Regions from separate parts of the Homo sapiens genome. Here region 2 is linked to region 1. Evidence: chromatin loops called from intact Hi-C (ENCODE). Cell type or tissue: psoas muscle. All regions are shown on one strand. Each heading gives the region's core, and the rest is flanking DNA. Links, peaks and the distances in the headings are about the cores only.

What was found. A loop is a pair of places that touch in the nucleus more often than their neighbours do. Peaks named below come from ENCODE experiments on the same cell type or tissue, not always from the same donor. Only the 100,000 strongest peaks of a DNase experiment are listed, where the experiment ranks them.
Region 2: a loop joins it to region 1, with 2.5 times the contacts of the local background. A loop is called at or near these places in 3 of 110 quality-filtered maps.

Annotation. Positions count from the first base shown.
Region 1 is chr16:46,796,897-46,805,238 of GRCh38, forward strand. It overlaps C16orf87 (chromosome 16 open reading frame 87), which reads right to left. Exons shown (of 4, transcript NM_001001436.4): 4 at 1-6,174. The coding sequence ends at 6,056. Among named protein-coding and RNA genes, the nearest start is that of C16orf87, 30 kb to the right of the region's middle. In psoas muscle, for the core only: a CTCF peak has its summit at 4,744 (motif pointing left); no DNase peak of the experiment used is centred there; H3K27ac peaks cover 1,183 bases.
Region 2 is chr16:46,707,711-46,716,052 of GRCh38, forward strand. It overlaps MYLK3 (myosin light chain kinase 3), which reads right to left. Exons shown (of 13, transcript NM_182493.3): 10 at 4,938-5,066; 11 at 2,927-3,079; 12 at 1,829-1,961; 13 at 1-53. Among named protein-coding and RNA genes, the nearest start is that of ORC6, 22 kb to the left of the region's middle. In psoas muscle, for the core only: no CTCF peak of the experiment used is centred there; a DNase peak (open chromatin) is centred at 3,581; H3K27ac peaks cover 4,380 bases.

The sequences.
Region 1 (8,342 bases), core at 88-8,087:
AAATTCAAACACCCGGGCACATCATAATCAAACCAATAAAAACCAAAGACAAAGATTCCTGAAAATACTCAGAGAAAAATAACATGTTTCATACAGGGGAAATATTACTTTAATGGCTGCACATTTCTCATCAGAAACCATGGAGGCTGAAAGAACTGTCAACACAGTAGTTTATATCCAGCAAAAATATCTTTCATGAATTAAGGCAAAATAAAGACATTCTCAGATGAAGAAAAAATAAGAGAATTAAATGTCAACAGACCTGCACTAAAAGAAATTTTCCAGATGAAAAGGACTGATACCTATGTAAACTTGGAACATCAAGAATTAAGGAAGATTAATACAAATGATAAATATTGTGGTAAATGTGATAGACTGTTTTCCTCTTGGGTTCTTAAAAATATCTATGATAGTTGTAAGGAAAAAATACATTATCTGATGAGTCTTATTTTTTATTTTTATTTTTTGAGACACAGTGTCTAGCTCTGTCACTCAGGCTGGAGTGGAGTGGAGTGATCTTGGCTCACTGCAACCTCTGCCTCCTGGGCTCAAGTAATCCTCCCACTTCAGCCTCCTGAGTAGCTGGGACTACAGGAACATGCTACCACGCCTAGCTAATTTTGTGTATTTTTTGTAGAGTTGGGGTTTCACCACATTGTCCAGGCTGGTCTCGAACTCCTGGACTTAAGCAATCTGCTCGCCTCGGCCTCCCAGTCCTGGGATTACAGGTGAGCCACTGTGCCCAGCCAAGTCTTATGATTTATAAGAAAATTATAACATAAAGGGGAGAGGGTAAAGGAATGTAAACAGTGGTAAGATTTTTCTACATTCCACTTGAACTGGTAAAATATTGACTTCTAAGTGAACTGTAAAAAGTGAAGTATGTTTATAGTAATCCCTAGAGCAAATACTGCAAAACTATTCAAAGAACTATAATTTTAAAAAACAATAAATTACAATCAGTAACAGAAAGATAACTGAAAAAAACTCTAAATATTTGAAAATTATAGTAATACCAAGAAAAATCAGAATATTCTAAATTGAACACAAAATTACAACACAATAAAATTTGTGAGATAAAGCAAATGGGAAATTTATAGCATTAAATGCTTTTTTTAGAAAAGCACAAAAAGCCTTCTGATCAGTGTTGAATTAAATAAATAAATAAATAAATAAGTAAATTTTAAAATCAATGATCTGAGCTTCCGCCACAATAAGCTAGAAAAGGGAGCAAATAAGCCCAAAGCAAAGAAAGGAGAAAATACTAAAGATCAGAAATTAATGAAACTTAAAACAGAAAAACAGCAAAATATCAATAAACCAGAGCAGGTTCTTACAAAAGAGAAATGCAGCCGGGCACGGTGGCTCATGCCTGTAAAGGCGGGTGGATCACCGGAGCTCAGGAGTTCGAGACCAGCTTGGCCAACATGGTGAAACTCCATCTCTACTAAAAATACAAAAAGAAGCTGGGTGTAGTGGCGTGCGCCTGTAATTCCAGCTACTCAGGAGGCTAAGGCAGGAGAATCGCTTGAACTCGGGAGGCAGAGGTTGCAAGGTTGCATTGAGCCAAGATCACACCACTGCCCTCCAGCCTGGGCGACAGAGCGAGACTGTAATCCCAACACTTTGGGAGGCTGAGTCAGGAGTTGAAGACCAGCCTGGCCAACATGGTAAAAACCTATCTCTACTAAAAATTCAAAAATTAGCCGGGCATGGTGATGCACACCTGTATACCCAGGTACTTGGGAGGCTGGTGAGGGAAGCTTGAACCCAAGAGGCAGAGGGTGCAGTGAGCCAAGATCGCACCATTGCACTCCAGCCTGGGTGACAGAGTGAGACTCCGTGTCAAAAAAAAAAGAAAAGAAAAGCTATCAGTATGTTTCACCATATGAACATTCTAAAGGGGAGAAAAAAGGTCCTATCAATTATGCAGAAAAAGCATCTGACAAAATTCAACATCTGTTCCTGACAGAAAACTTCCAACAAGCAGAAATAAAAGAGTCTACCCTCAATCTACTAAAGGGTATTTTTTCAAGCCCACAACAACAACAAAGTTATTTAATGCTTAATGACTGAATGTTTCCCCCCTACAACTGGATCAAGGCAAAAAGTCCCAACCAGTGCAATAAGGCAAAGAAAAAAATATAGAAATTATCAATAAAAGAACAAAACAGATTCCTTAATAATGCAAAAGGCAAATACTTGACTGGGGTAAAAAGAATTATTCTATTCCAGACTCTGTTATATGTCTCATACTTTTAATCCTGGAGAGTCTGCTTTGTATGTTAGGATAGTTATTAGTATAGTTGTAATCTTTGAGTAGTAAGTACTACTAATATTCAAACTATAATAAATGGGTTAAGGCAGCACAAAAGAATAATTTAAAAAAATAGTTCCCTAGAAAATAGATCCTGAGAATAAAAATATATAAACATATATACATGTACTTCCAAATGTAAAAATGAAGCTTGTCATGTAGTAAAAGAAAAAACCCAGCTGCACAGAAAAAACTTTAATTAACTTAAATAAGAGATTTGTTAACAACAATATGCCTTAAAGGCTAGAAAGACAGAAAATACTAGGGAAAAAATGCTTTTAACTAGCAAGAATATAAGGCATCAAACCAAACTAGAAGGTAAAGTGGAAATAATTAAGAATGAGTTTCAAAGAATGACGGACAAAATGTTTTAGAGAAGAACACAATTTGGCAGAATGACTACCTGTATCTAGAGCATATTTTGAAAGTGGAATCAAACAAATTCAATACTTTTTTCACACAGGGTGTTTCTTGCTCTGCCTCCCAGGCTGGAGTGCAGTGGCAAGATCATCACTCACTGCAGCCTCGAACTCCTGGGCTCAAGTGATCCTTTAGCCTCAGCTGCCTAGTAGCTGGAAGCACCACACCCAGCTAATTTTACTTTTTGTAGAGACGCGGTCTCATCATGTTGCCCAGGCTGGTCTCAAACTCCTGGCTTCAAACAACTCTCCTGCCTTGGCCTCCCAAAGTGTTGGGATTACAGGTGTAAGCCACCATGCCTGGCCAATTAATACTTTATATAAAAGTAAGTAAAGAGCTTAATTTTTCTAAATTTAAGACAAACATGCAGATTGAAAGGCAAGCCAAAATTAAATATTGCCAAGTCATTTTAATGATCAGAATTAGAGAATCAAGTGCAATTACTAGAGTTAAAGAAGTCAAATACTTTTCAATTTGAAATCTTATCTGAGGGAGAACACTATCTGATTACTTTTAGGAAGCAACTCAGAGGTCATACTGACCTTTTTTTTTTTTTTCTTAAGTATTTCTGAAATTTAAAGAAATAAGAATAGACTGGCTAAATTTTCAGGTCATTTGCAATTTTAAATTTTCTCATCATAAACTGCTTCAAGCTGTTTGATCACTTCCACTGATTACTACACAAGAAATAATTTGCACAATTTCCCTTACTTTTATATCATTTACATTTAAATACAGCCAAAAAATACCCATGAAAATCTAAGAAATGTTCATTTCTAAAACTAACAAACAAAATCAAACTACAAGTATTAAAGTGCCCACAAAAACATTTTGGAATACCATGGAGTTGAGGCAGGGAGTAACAACTCTCAAACTACTTTTATTTAATCTTACTCATATTTAAGAATAAGTTATCTTCAACAGACCTAATCTAATTGTGGAATCATTTCAAGGTATTTTGAATAATCATATCATTTATAGATATCAGAGCAGAACAAATTTTGGATTAAGTAAAGAACTATAATTATACTCTTAGGACATCTGCTGATGACAGAGGTTTCTCTGACACCAGTGACAAAGTAATATTTTCTGGGACCATTACAACATGCCTAGACAAATTAAATTTTTTAGCTTTATAACAAGAAAGCTCATAGAGTACAATTTTTTGAAAAATTGGTTAAATAGGTTATGTCACAGAGGAAACCTAATTTGCCTCTCTGCCACGGAAATTTTTAAATAAGCCAATAATTTAACATTATGAGATCTGAAGTAATTACTTTTCTATACGGCAAGCTCCAGCCCAGCCACCAGTACCTCCTTTACCATATCCAATGAATATTTTAACATGACTTTCCTGTAATGGTCTTCAGCTTTAAATGGATAGACTCTGACATCGATAATTCCTTAAAGACGTGCTTATTCCACAAGCTGTTCTTGCTTTTTCTGAGGACATATATATGTATACAAGCATTTTTAGATATTAATCATTTTTAAGCTTTTTTACTTAAAATCAAAAGTTTCCTTACAGTATGTTTCAAAGATAAAATCACATTACATTATTGGGGAAACTACTAGTTAAGACTCTAAAACGCACACAAGGCTGAGTGCAGTGGCTCATGCCTGTAATCCCAGCACTTTGGGAGGCCAAGGCGGGCAGATCACCTAAGGCCAGGAATTTGAGACCAGCCTGGCCAACATGCTGAGACCCCATCTGTACTAAAAAATACAAAAAAAAAAACAGCCAGGCGTGGTGGCGCACGCCTCTAGTCACAGCTACTCAGGAGGCTGAGGCATAAGAATCACTTGAACCCAGGAGGCAGAGGTTGCAGTGAGCTGAGACAGTGCCACTGCACTCCAGCCTGGGCGACCGAGCAAGACTCTGTCTCCTAAATAAATAAATAAAATGCATACAAAATAGTTGCAGTAGTACCTGCAGATAGATACAGGGATTAAAGGAAAAGGAATCCTTAGGAAAATTCTTTATCCTATCTAGAGTACCTCTTAAGCTCCCTCTGCTGGTTACCATTTAAATAAAGTAGGAAAAAATGTTGACCTTTTTTCTTTGAGGAGGTGATGGGAGATGCAGGATGAAGTCTGAAATTGATAATGTTACGGCTAAAATTGAAAGGGAGATTCTCTTAAAAGGGGGCTAAATCTAACTGATGACTATCTTCTGTAAGAAGGCTTTAAAAGGATTTCTAAACAGATTGGGGGAAGAGCGACTGAAAATAAGGGGAGTGATTACCAAGTTTGAATATGTTAATCATTAAATTGATATGCCAAAATGCAAAAGCATTTAATATAAATCAACTATAAACGATTATGACTTAACACTAGAAAAATTAAGAATTTAAATATATTTCACAAACTTCACCAGAACAAAAAACTTTTATCACACTATTTAATCTACTTAGTTTCAATATTAAGGTTTATTTTTTCTTCCAGATTGAAAGTAACAATTTAAATAATTATCAGGATATAGAAACAAATATCCATTCAGATAAAACATTACTGCTTAAAAGTGGCTAAGAAATATTTTGCATGTAATAAATATATTTCATGTTTAGGTTAACAGGCACCATCTTGAGAGCAGTTTGTTTTTTTTTTTTAGCTAATAAATAAATTACATTCAAGAAAACAAGGTGTTTATATCTGAGTATATCATTAAATGTTTTTCTTCATATAGCACCCAAACTTCAAACTGTCTAGAAAGTATCTCCTAAAATATAACTCATACCTTAAGTAATAAAAATAAAGGCCAAGAAAAAAAATCAATTTAAGACAAAATTTACAGTTTATATTCTTAATTCCCCATTCAATAAAATATCGATTGCCAATTTAATAAAAGTAAATGAACTGTATATATGCAATCTGTTAGCACTGAAAATCTGAAATATATATTTTTAAAAATCACTCTTTCTGACAGTATTTAAAATATTGCATCTCTGGTGGCAAACCTGAAAACAATCAAGCATCTTATTACCCTAGTTTTCATACCTACCCCATACCCCATCACTTTTTATCCTTTAACATCCATCCAGCATTTTTGTTGGTTTTTTTTTGTTGTTGGCAAATACACTTACTTATATCCCAAACACAAAACACTGACAATACTCCTTGGTAAACAAGGAAATCCCAGAACAGTCCAAGCCTACACAGCTTTGCTCCCGAAGTGTGGCACAGGCTAAACGACAGGCGAGAAAGAAACAATCGATGGCCCTTATTGATGCAGTCAGAATGCTCCTGAGAGTCCATAACTGTTTGAGAATTTGCTGATGTTATCCTGACAGAAGTTTCAGCAGATTTTGCAAACAAGTATCAGAGAATAAGTCTTTGATTGATAATTTTTCTATTTATTTCTGCCAAGGCGACTGAAAACACGAAAGCCTTTTCATCAGACAGGTTAGCATAGATGTCAATTTCCTTTTCCTGTTTCTCTGTTAAAAGAAAAAGGGAAAGTTTAATATAAAGGCAGTAGATGCAGTAAATTTAAATTTTTTAAAGCTTTCAAGTATTTCTTTAAATGACAGTATTATATATAATACTACAATATACATTAAATGTTACTATGCTACTGAACTAAAAAGTTTTTTAAATTATACAAAGGAGTTACTGAAATGAAGATTAAATGAAGACAATATTTATTTCTATACACAGGCACTCTAACAGCTACATAATTTTTCTAAGAATCTCATACATTTCTATCTCCTCACTGTCTCAATCAAAATGAATTTTCTCTGCTAGACGAAATTCACTCTGAGAGATGGTCCCCTTCTGAACATCAATGGTGACTTTATGAATACATTAACATATTCATCTTCATCTTCTTATACAGGAAATGACATTTATTTTTATTTTTCCCCTCTCGATTACAAATGTAATCCAAGTTCACAGAAAATTTGAAAAAGAAAATAAAAATCACTCGTAATCTCATGAGTCAGCAAAAATCACAATTAACATCTTGGTGTATATTCTTCCAAGTTACTTTTTCAGGATCCCCTGATTCTATTTTTGTTTATTTTGTTTTGACAGTCTAATCAAAGTTAAATGCATATAATTTACAATCAAATCATTTTTATAAAACTTGTTAAAAAAAAAAAACAGAAGTCCTTTGCCCCATACACATTTTCCACTCTCCAAATGCAACTACTTTTTTTGTGACTTTTTTTTTCAGTTGTTCCTTTTTGCTTTTACAAAAACAAATCTCTAAGTAACATTTGTACAAGATGCTACTTCAGGGTTTTAGGCATTACTGATTCACTTTCCACCAGGGAAAATAAGGGTTACACTGTTTTGCATCTCTTGCCCCAATAAACACTCTGCCCATCCCTCATCTTCTCACTATAATTAAATCACAACTTTAGTAACATCAGTTTTCAGTGATTACATTATTATGCCTATGGTAAGTGATTTTTCACTTTTCCTTTACATTGTTTTCCCTGAAGTGATTCTCTTTTTACTTGCTTAGTTTTCATTTCTAACTCAACCCAATGTCTTTCCTAGTTGTATAAATTGTTTTTCAGGATGTTTACACGTATCAGGTATTTTATCATTTTTATCTTCTTGAAGAAATCGCTCCAAGTCTTCCAACCTGCTCCAGTATGAAATGATTGCTCTCTAGGCCTACTGCAAAATTATCATCTTGTGCTCTTTCATCAGCATCATGCTGGAGACTCTCATCTCTAGAGTTGGGTGGACCCACCTTTGTCTTGAATCCAAAGATCCTTTCTTGGTTTATTTCTTCATTTTGGTAGCAGGTAACTTGTAGGGGCTTCCTGAGAAAGGCAGTATTGGTAGCAAATTTTTTGAGACCCTGAATGTCAGAAAATATCTTTAGTCTACCTTCACATTAATTCATAGTTTGATTGAGTATAGACTTGTAGGTTTCCGCTTAGAACTGTGAAGGCAGTAAACTGTCTTCTGACTACTGGTGCCATTGTTGAGAAAACCAATACCTTTTTTATAGTTATTTTTAAAATCAATGATAAATTTACATATAGTGAATACACAGATCTTTTATGTGTTCAACTGGAGGAGTTCTGACAAACATATACAAACATGTAACCCATGTCACAATCAACATATAACAAATTTCCTCCAGAAATTCCTCATGCTTCTTTCCAGCCAATCCCTCTCTACACCTACAAGCAACCACTGTTCTGATTTCTATTACCACAGAATCATTCTGTCTGTTCCTAAACTTCATATAAATGGCATCATATATAGTATGTACTCTTTTGTGCCTAGCTTATTTTGCTCAACATGTTTTTGAAATTCATTGATGCTAGTCATATATCAGTAGTTTGTTCTTTGCTGGGCAATATTGCATTGTATTAGTTCCAATATCATTTTGCTTTTCTTTTTTCTGAAAACCTGAAAAATTTTATTTAACCAAAGATATGAGATATGATGACGAACTCTGGTATAATTTCTCTTTTTAACCATCATTTCTCTTTTTAGACTGGGAATTTGTAGGCCCTTTTAACAAAGAAACTCAATGTCCTTCAGGTTGGAAAAATTTTCTTGAATAAATAATTGTCATTGTTAAAGTCGTTGATGACTTCCTTCTCCTCCATCTTCCATGTTCCTTATCTGAAACTTTAAT
Region 2 (8,342 bases), core at 325-8,324, 89 kb before region 1:
GAAGTTGGAAATTTCCTTAACCTGTTGGCAGCAGTCACCACATAGAAATGTTTCTTGAGGCAAGGAGAGAATAAAAGAAAAGAAAAAGCATGTATTTTAGACCAGTTGCCTTATGAAGAAACAATAAAAGGATTTAAGTGAGTCCAGCCACTGGGGTTGGTTTAAATCTGATACCTAAAGGGAAACAAGTTTCTAAAATAATTATAGAATAGTCACATGACTTTCAGGGGCATGTTGGGAGTAAATATGAAGTGGGAAGATACATCATCCTGCCCTCTTTTTTTTCTTTTTTTGGGGAGGGGGTAGGGGGGTCAGGATGGGGTCTGGCTCTGTTGTCCAGGCTGGAGTGCAGTGGCGTGATCTTGGCTCACTGCAACCTCTACCTCCTGGGCTCAAGCAATCCTCCCACCTCAGCCTCCCAAGTAGCTGGGACTACAGGCAACCACCACCACGACCAGCTAACTTTTGTCTTGTTTGTAAAGATACAGTCTCACTAGGTTACCCAGGTTTATCCTGCCCTTTTCACATGAAAAATGGAGCACCCTAGAACAGTGTCTTATTTTTATTTTTCATCAGCCTACATCATGCTTTGATAGAACAGTGTTTTTCAAATTGTGATTCACAACCGAGCAATGGGTCATGAAATCAAATTGGTGGGTTGTGAACAGCATTTAAAAAATAAAACCAAGTGGCACAGAATAGAAAATATCAGAATACATCATATTCTGTTAGAGAAAATGTTGTGATTTTTTTTTTAAACAGAGATGGGAGTCTCCCTCTGTCACCCAGGCTAGAGTACACTGGCGTGATCACGGCTCACTGCAGCCTCAAACTCCTGAACTCAAGTGATCCTCCCCATTCAGCCTCCCAAATAGCTGGAACTATAGGTGCAGGCCACCACGCCTGAGTCAAATTTTTGTTGTGTGTTTCCCGGTAAGTGTGTACATGTATAGGTATTCTTGTGTACTGGCTCCATACATAAAGGGTTTTGTTTGTGCTTTTGGATCCCCAGTGAGGATCTAAGTCCATATTAAATTGTTGGAAGCCACTTCCCTGGATCACAATTGCTTTTAAGATAGGTTTTATGTCCATGGGACTAAAGAATTCTGTTGTAAACAAAATTATAAAGTTTTAAAAGTTTAACAGGCCTTTCTTATCTCCCATTTCTGAAATGTGGAAGAATCAGGCCTCAAGCTCTAAGCAGTTAGTTCAGGAGCTTCACGATGATTGCCACTGAGAACATATGCTTAAGCTTCATTCTGTCACTTCAAGTGTCCATATAAGCACAAACCAAATGTAAGTTTTATGCCAGTTATTTTTGCTCTGTGACATTTTTAAATCAAGCTAGCAGCTTTTGACATGAGAGAGATTTTTCCCCCTAAATAATCTTTCTGTTTAGAATCAAAATGTAAGTAAAACCCTGGCTACAGGCTGGGTGCAGTGGCTCATGCCTGTAATGCCAGCAATTTGGGAGGCTGAGGCAGGAGGAGTGCTTGAAGCCAGGAGTTCAAGACCATCCTAGGCAACTTAACAAGACCCTGTCTGTGCAAAAAATATGAAAGTTAGCAAGGCATGGTGGTACATGCCTGTAGTCCCAACTACTTAGGAGGCTGAGGTGGGAGGATTGCTTGAACCCAGGAATTTAAGGTTACAGTGAACCATGATCATGCCACTATACTCCAGCCTGGGCAACAGAGCAAGACCCTGTCTATAAAAACAAACCCAAAAAGAAGAAAAAAAAAAAAAGAAAAGGAAACTTAGCTACAGTTTTTTCCAAGGACAGATTAGGATGACAAATTCCACCTTTACTAAGAGAAAAACCAAATACCTTCCATTTTCTTTGAGCTATGTATTTCTGCAGCAGTAGTTGGGATTTGAGACGAGTTTTGGATCTTGAAGCTTTGGCAGGCAAATTATTCAGCCACTCGTGTTTCAGGCACTGTGTGGCACTCATTCTGCAGCTGTGAAATCAAAGAGCAGTTAAGACTTTTAGTTGGAGTTGCCTTTTCTCATCCAAAAATCTGTTCACTTGAGTAGGAAGCCTGAGTCAGTGGAACAGATTAATCATTTAGGCAGATTCATGCCATGTACCAAAAAGGGAACTCCTTGTGTCTAAAATTCCCTTCCTTCAAAGTGCCAGAAGGTCGTCAGCAAAATGTTCTCTGACCTCTATAGGGGGAACATATTCCAGTGATTCTGGGAGGAACCACTTCCCAGAGGGGGCTGAGAAGTTGAGGCAGGGCAGTAGGAAGGCTAGCTATGCCTGGAATTGCTCTTAAAGAAGCAAAAGAACAGGAAATTTGAAGGAAGCTCATTTCTCCTTCCAGAGTATAAAGCCAACTTGTTCATCTGACTTAGAATTTTTTTTCCTCTCACATAACTTTTCACAGTCAGAAAGAAACAAAATTGTAAAAGTCAGGGAAATACAAGCTGTCTTAGAGCCCAGACTCCTGGGCCTTAGCCTTGGGTGGTTAATACCTTTGGTTATGTCCAGTTATTACCTTATTCTGAGTATCAAAAAACTCAAATGGCTTGACCCATGACTTTGATATAGACGCTGAAGCCTAAATAGATCTTCTTCACCAAGAAACAAGGTATTCAGATCTTTATTCTGGAAATAACATCTGCATATCTCAGTTCTTTTCTTCAACCTTAGCCTATGACAACTGATAACTTGCAGATAGGACCAATCTACATATGCTTCTTTCTAAAACTATATTTTATGCCCCTACTTGTTTGTTGTTTCATTGATTTCCTTTGTCCCTTTCTCTGTTCCCTTTATTTTTCCAAAGAAGTAGCAAACTAAGAAATCTTGAATGGAATTTGTCCACAGGAAGAAGGACCTTCACGGTCAGCAGTCCTGCCCAGCTCCCAGACCTGGGGTCCCCATCAGAAGGGCCCATGAGTGACAAGCAATGAAAGGTACCTCTTCTCTTTGACCAGCAACCGGGAAACAAAGTCCTTGGCCTCCTCCGAGAGCCCTTCAAAGGTGTCAGCATCAAAATCCCAGCTACAGTTTACAATGAAATTCATGGTCTCTGCATCTGTTTCCCCTAGAAATGGGGACAAGCCACTGAGTCTATAGAAGAGAGAAAGGACCATCAGTAGGTGGAGGCCACATTTGCCAACATGCATTGGCAGAATAGAGAAGCTTACAGAGTTCAAGTGGACCTAGCCAGAACCAAGAGGGTTCAAAATAAAAGCACCTCCACTACTTCTCCACAGGATGGAGTCCAGTGTGTTCATTAAAGGGAGGAAGCGGAAGGATTTAAAATTTGGAGGCAAGAAGAATTTTTGGAATAAGTCCCCTCTTGTGCTCACCTCTTTCCACCTCATTCCTGAAGTAAAGAGTAAAATTAGGGCCCAACTTGGTATGCCCAGTTATCAAGTACACATTGATTTAATTTTAGAAATAGAAATAGCCTTCCATGTCCTTGAGACAGCCAGGCTTATTTAGATGCTACCCAGGCCCCAAGCCAAAGGAAAATGGGCTTTATTAGGTTCCCGCCTGAGGGAGGATAGAGAATCAGGACACCCTGACGGCCAGCCTCAGGGATCTGAACTTCCCCAGCCTGGCGCAGCTCCCATATCTGAGTGCAGGGACAGTGCGCAGCAGTTACACAATAATCAGGAGACCAGAAGTAAAACATGACTTTACCTCTGAGGAAGCAGCCACGGGAAGTCCACAGCCAGACAGAGAAGAAAACAGGGAGCACAGGGGTTCAATGATGCCACAAAGGGTATCCTGCCCTGCCCCCCACCCCCTTACCCCTTCGGTGCACTCCAGCCTCATTTGGGTTTTTATTTTGTTTTGTCTTTAAACAGTGCCTCATTCTGTCACCCAGGCTGGAGTGCTATGGTGCAATCATAGCTCACCGCAGCCTCAAACTCCTGGGCTCAGGCAATCCTCCCGCCACAGCTTCCCAAAGTGCTGGGATTATAGGCATGATCCAGCTCCATTTGTACCAAAGCACCTGCATGTCTTTGCTGGAGGGCTTTCTCTCCAGCTGAAGCTTGCTTTACCCACCCAGAAGTATCAGGAAATCAATTCCACCCCATCTCCATTAGTCCACAAGGAATAACTGGTAAGAATTAGTGTATAAATACCCCCTAGATGAAATAACTCTCAGGGGGTATTCCATGATGCATTCTGGAGTTCCCCAGCAGAATGAAACTCCAGTTGCCCACAATCGGGCCTTACTCTCGATGAATACCTTTGTTATTTTCAGTTATTACTTTTATGTCTCAGTACCAAAAAATTCAATGGCTCAAGCCATAATTTTTTTTTTTTTTTTTTTGAGACATGGTCTTGCTCTGTCACTCAGGCTGGAATGCAATGGCATGATCATGGCTCACTGCAGCCTCAACTTCCCAGGCTCAAGCAATCCTCCCACCTCAGTCTCCCTAGTAACTGGGACGATAGGCACGCACCACAATGCCCAACTAATTTTTTTTGGTTTTGGTAGAGACAGGGTCTCCCTATGTTGCCCAGGTTGGTCTTGAACTCTTTGGCTCAAGCAATCCTCCCACCTTGGCCTCCCAAAGTGCTGCGATTACAGGCATGAGCCACCATGCCCAGCTCAACCCATAACTTTGATACAGCTGCTGAAGCCCAAGTAGGCCTTCCTCACCGAGAAACAGGCCTTTAGACCTTTGTTCCAGGGAATAATATCGGCACATCTCAATTTTTTCAATATTAACCTACTAAAATTATAACTTGGAAATACGACTGCCTTGTAAATATGGTAACTGGCTTGATAACATACCCTTCCCTGGCTCCTTTCCTTCCCCATCTCACTACCCTATTCCTCTATTGGGGTTTCCTGGGGTTACCTCCCAAATAGACTACTTGTGCTCAAAATTTTGCTTCTAAGATTACCCAAAGGAAGACAAATGACCCCTGTCCCCACTTCAGAGCCAGGGTGCTAAGCACTCACAGCATGTAGGTGATGACTCCCACACTCCACATGTCTGTGGGGAATGAGACAAACTCATAATTGACGACTTCTGGGGCCAGGAACTCAGGAGTGCCGAAGTTCACCTTCAGCTTCTCTCGAGGCTTGTACCTGGGGAGAAGGGGAGGGTACAAAGAAGCATGGGGTGAGGCCTGGGAGATGTGGTGCTGGGGCTCATTTCTGGTGGGATGCAGACATTCCCCACTTCCCATCAGCCATATGGCCTGGACTCCACACCCACATTACACCTGTGAATTACTGGGGAATAATCAGATCCCAGGCCCCAAACTTCTGGCTTTTCTAAGTCAGCGATAGAATCAGAAAACCACAGTCTTCCTCCTCCAGGCATTTGCTTCTTTCAGTAGTCAAATTTATGAAACAGAAATTAGGAAGGGGTTAGGGGCAGGCAGAAAATGGGAAGTTATTATTTAATGGGTATAGAATTTCAGTTTTGCAAGATGAAAAAGTTCTGGAGATTGGTTGCACAACAACGAGAATGTACTAATTGTATATATTTATGGTATATATGATGCCTTTTTTTTTTTTTTTTGAAACAGGGTCTCACTCTGTCACCCAAGCTGGAGTGCAGTGATAAGATCTCGGCTCACTGCAACCTCTGCCTCCCAGGCTCAAGCAATTCTCTCACCTCAGCCTCCTGAGTATCTGGGGCTACAGGCACACGCCACTACATCTGACTAATTTTTTGTATTTTTTGTAGAGATGAGGTTTCACCATGTTGCCCAGGCTGGCCTCAAACTCCTGAGCTCAAACAATCTGCCTGTCTCAGCCTCCCAAAGTGCTGGATTACATGCATGAGCCACTACACCCAGCCGGTATATATGATGCTTTGATACATGTGTACATTGTAGGATGGCTAAGTCAAGCTAATTAACATAAGTATTACCTCACATACTTATTTTTTGTGGTGAGAACACTTAAAATCTATTCTCTTGGCAATTCTGAAGTATACAATACATTAACTATAATCACCATGTTGTACAATGGCTCTCTTGAATTTATTCCTCCTTTCTAAGTGAAATATTGTATCCTTTGGCAGACGTCTCCCCAGTGCCACCTGCCCTGTCTTCGGTAACCACCATCCAACTCTCTGCCTGTAAGAGTTTGTCTTTTTTAGATTCCACACCTAAGTGAGATCACGTGGTACTTGTCTTTCTGAGCCTGGCTTATTTCACCTAACATAATGCCCTACAGGGTCATCCATGTTGCTGCAAATGACAGGATTCCCTTATCTTTTGAAGCTGAACAGTATTCATCTGCATATATACACCCCAGATTTTTTATCCACTGATGGACACTAGGTGGTAACTTTTATGTTATGTATTTTTTTAACCACAATTCCAAAAATAAAAAATTAGAAAAAGTTCTGGACATGAAGTTTAAGGCTAGGAAGAGAGTCAACGGTTGAGTGGGAAAGGGGGGCAAACAGTGTGTTTTAGAATCACTCTTGAAGAAAAAGAGTCTCTAGCTAAAATTTCATGGGCACTTTATTTGCCAGATACTATGCTAAAAGTTTTATACATGTATAGCATCTCTTTCCCTCCTCCCAATAGCCCTATGAAATAGGTAGGATTATTGTCCCCATTTTATAGATGAGGCAATTGAGAATAACAATAATAAAATAAATAAAATGAACATTCTGCCAATATGCCCTGCTTCCTTTAAATCAGCTTTCAGAGAGCAGTCTCCTCTCCTCCAAATTTGCTGAGAGCCAGGCAGACAAAGACTCAGCGCCAACACAGCTGAGCCCATCCAGTGAAAGAGCAGCAAGGTGACGGGGGTTGAAGGACTGGGCCTCGGGGGGCAAGCGCTCCTCTGGCACCTGTCCCTCCCCTGCCCAGCAGCTGACCCAGGACTCAAGGATCAGGAGCCGAACTCCAACTAAGGGAAGAGCCTTCCCCTCAAGGAGAAGCCCCCAAAGCCACTCTCCCCAGTTGCATTACTGTTCCCAGTGCCTCTTCGTGCCCCACAGCCACACCTCGTGTCATGTGACTTTGTAGTTCCCTCCACAAGAGGTGTAATATATCACCCCCACTGACAGTGGGCCCATGCCAACCTAGGCCATCAGAGCTTGTCCTCTCCTTCACCATCACCATGAGAATGAGGGCACACGGAGCAGACCCACCCTCACTGACCTGCACCCTGGATTCAAGCCCAACTGTGCCCAGTCTAGATCAGCGACTCCCAGTCAGGGGTATGTGGGTAAATGCTTCACAATCATCTATTTGTTTTTGTTGTTGTTTTAAAGCCCTGATTTGTAGCATTTGCAATTTCTGTGGTGTAGATACCAATTTCACCATGGTCAATGTCAAGGTATTATCATGACGTCACTGAACGAAGGTGGGAAGAGCTGCACAGTGGCACCCCCCTCAAGTATTTCCACCATAGAGACACGATGGGCAGAAGCAACCTCAAGCACAGAGCACAGCAGCATAGTTAGGAAGCAATGGAGTCTGAATATTTAGTATCTTCTATTTTAATATAATTTCTTTATTTGTAAACTTACAGAATTTAATTCTTACTAATGGCTGTGTTTAACAACTGGATTACAAAACTCCTTATCATGAGCTAATACAGTAAGTACTAGTTAAAGTTGCATCCAGCATACCACTCCCCCAGCTAAATCACAAATGTGTGGATGGGAATAAATTACTGTCATGTTAAGCCTCTGGTTTTGGGGTGGTTTGTTACACAGCAGTATTGCAGCAATAGCTAACTGAGACATTCACCCCAAAGCTGTCAAAATATCCATCAAAACGCTCTCTTCATATTCTTAGCTCAAGTCTGTCTATGGCCATAAGGTCAAATAGGAGACCGTATCCTCACAGGGCTCGGGGAAGGCATCCTCTTACTCTGCCAAAGGATCTGATGAAATGGGATCTTTTGTGCTCTGACTCTAGTCTGAGCACTGGACTGGGAGTCAGGGGACTCCCAAAATGTTTAAGATAATTTCCATTGTGTCTCCAGCCTTAACCCTGGACATGTCACTATTTAGATGCACTGATGGCTCTCACTGCCTGGCCTGGGATAAACCTGGTCCCTCTTGCTGGAGATCCTGATATCAGAGAATTGTACAAATATGTGCCTCCACTGCACCAGGAGCCATGTCCCTGCTGAAAACCAACTTTATTTTCTATAGTTTGTATTGGGGGGAAATTAGCATTCCCTTTGTCTTTACAAACATTTATTTATTCTGCAGCATGGAATATGCTTCCTTAACCTGCAAAACCCCCACAGATCCTCTTGGAAAGACACTGTGCCCAAGAAGCAGGCCAGTTTGGCAAAAAACAATTTGCTAAATAAAACTGCTGAATGACCTGTGTGCCAGATGATGGAGGTTGTTTTTGACGTTTTCAGTCCACCTCACAG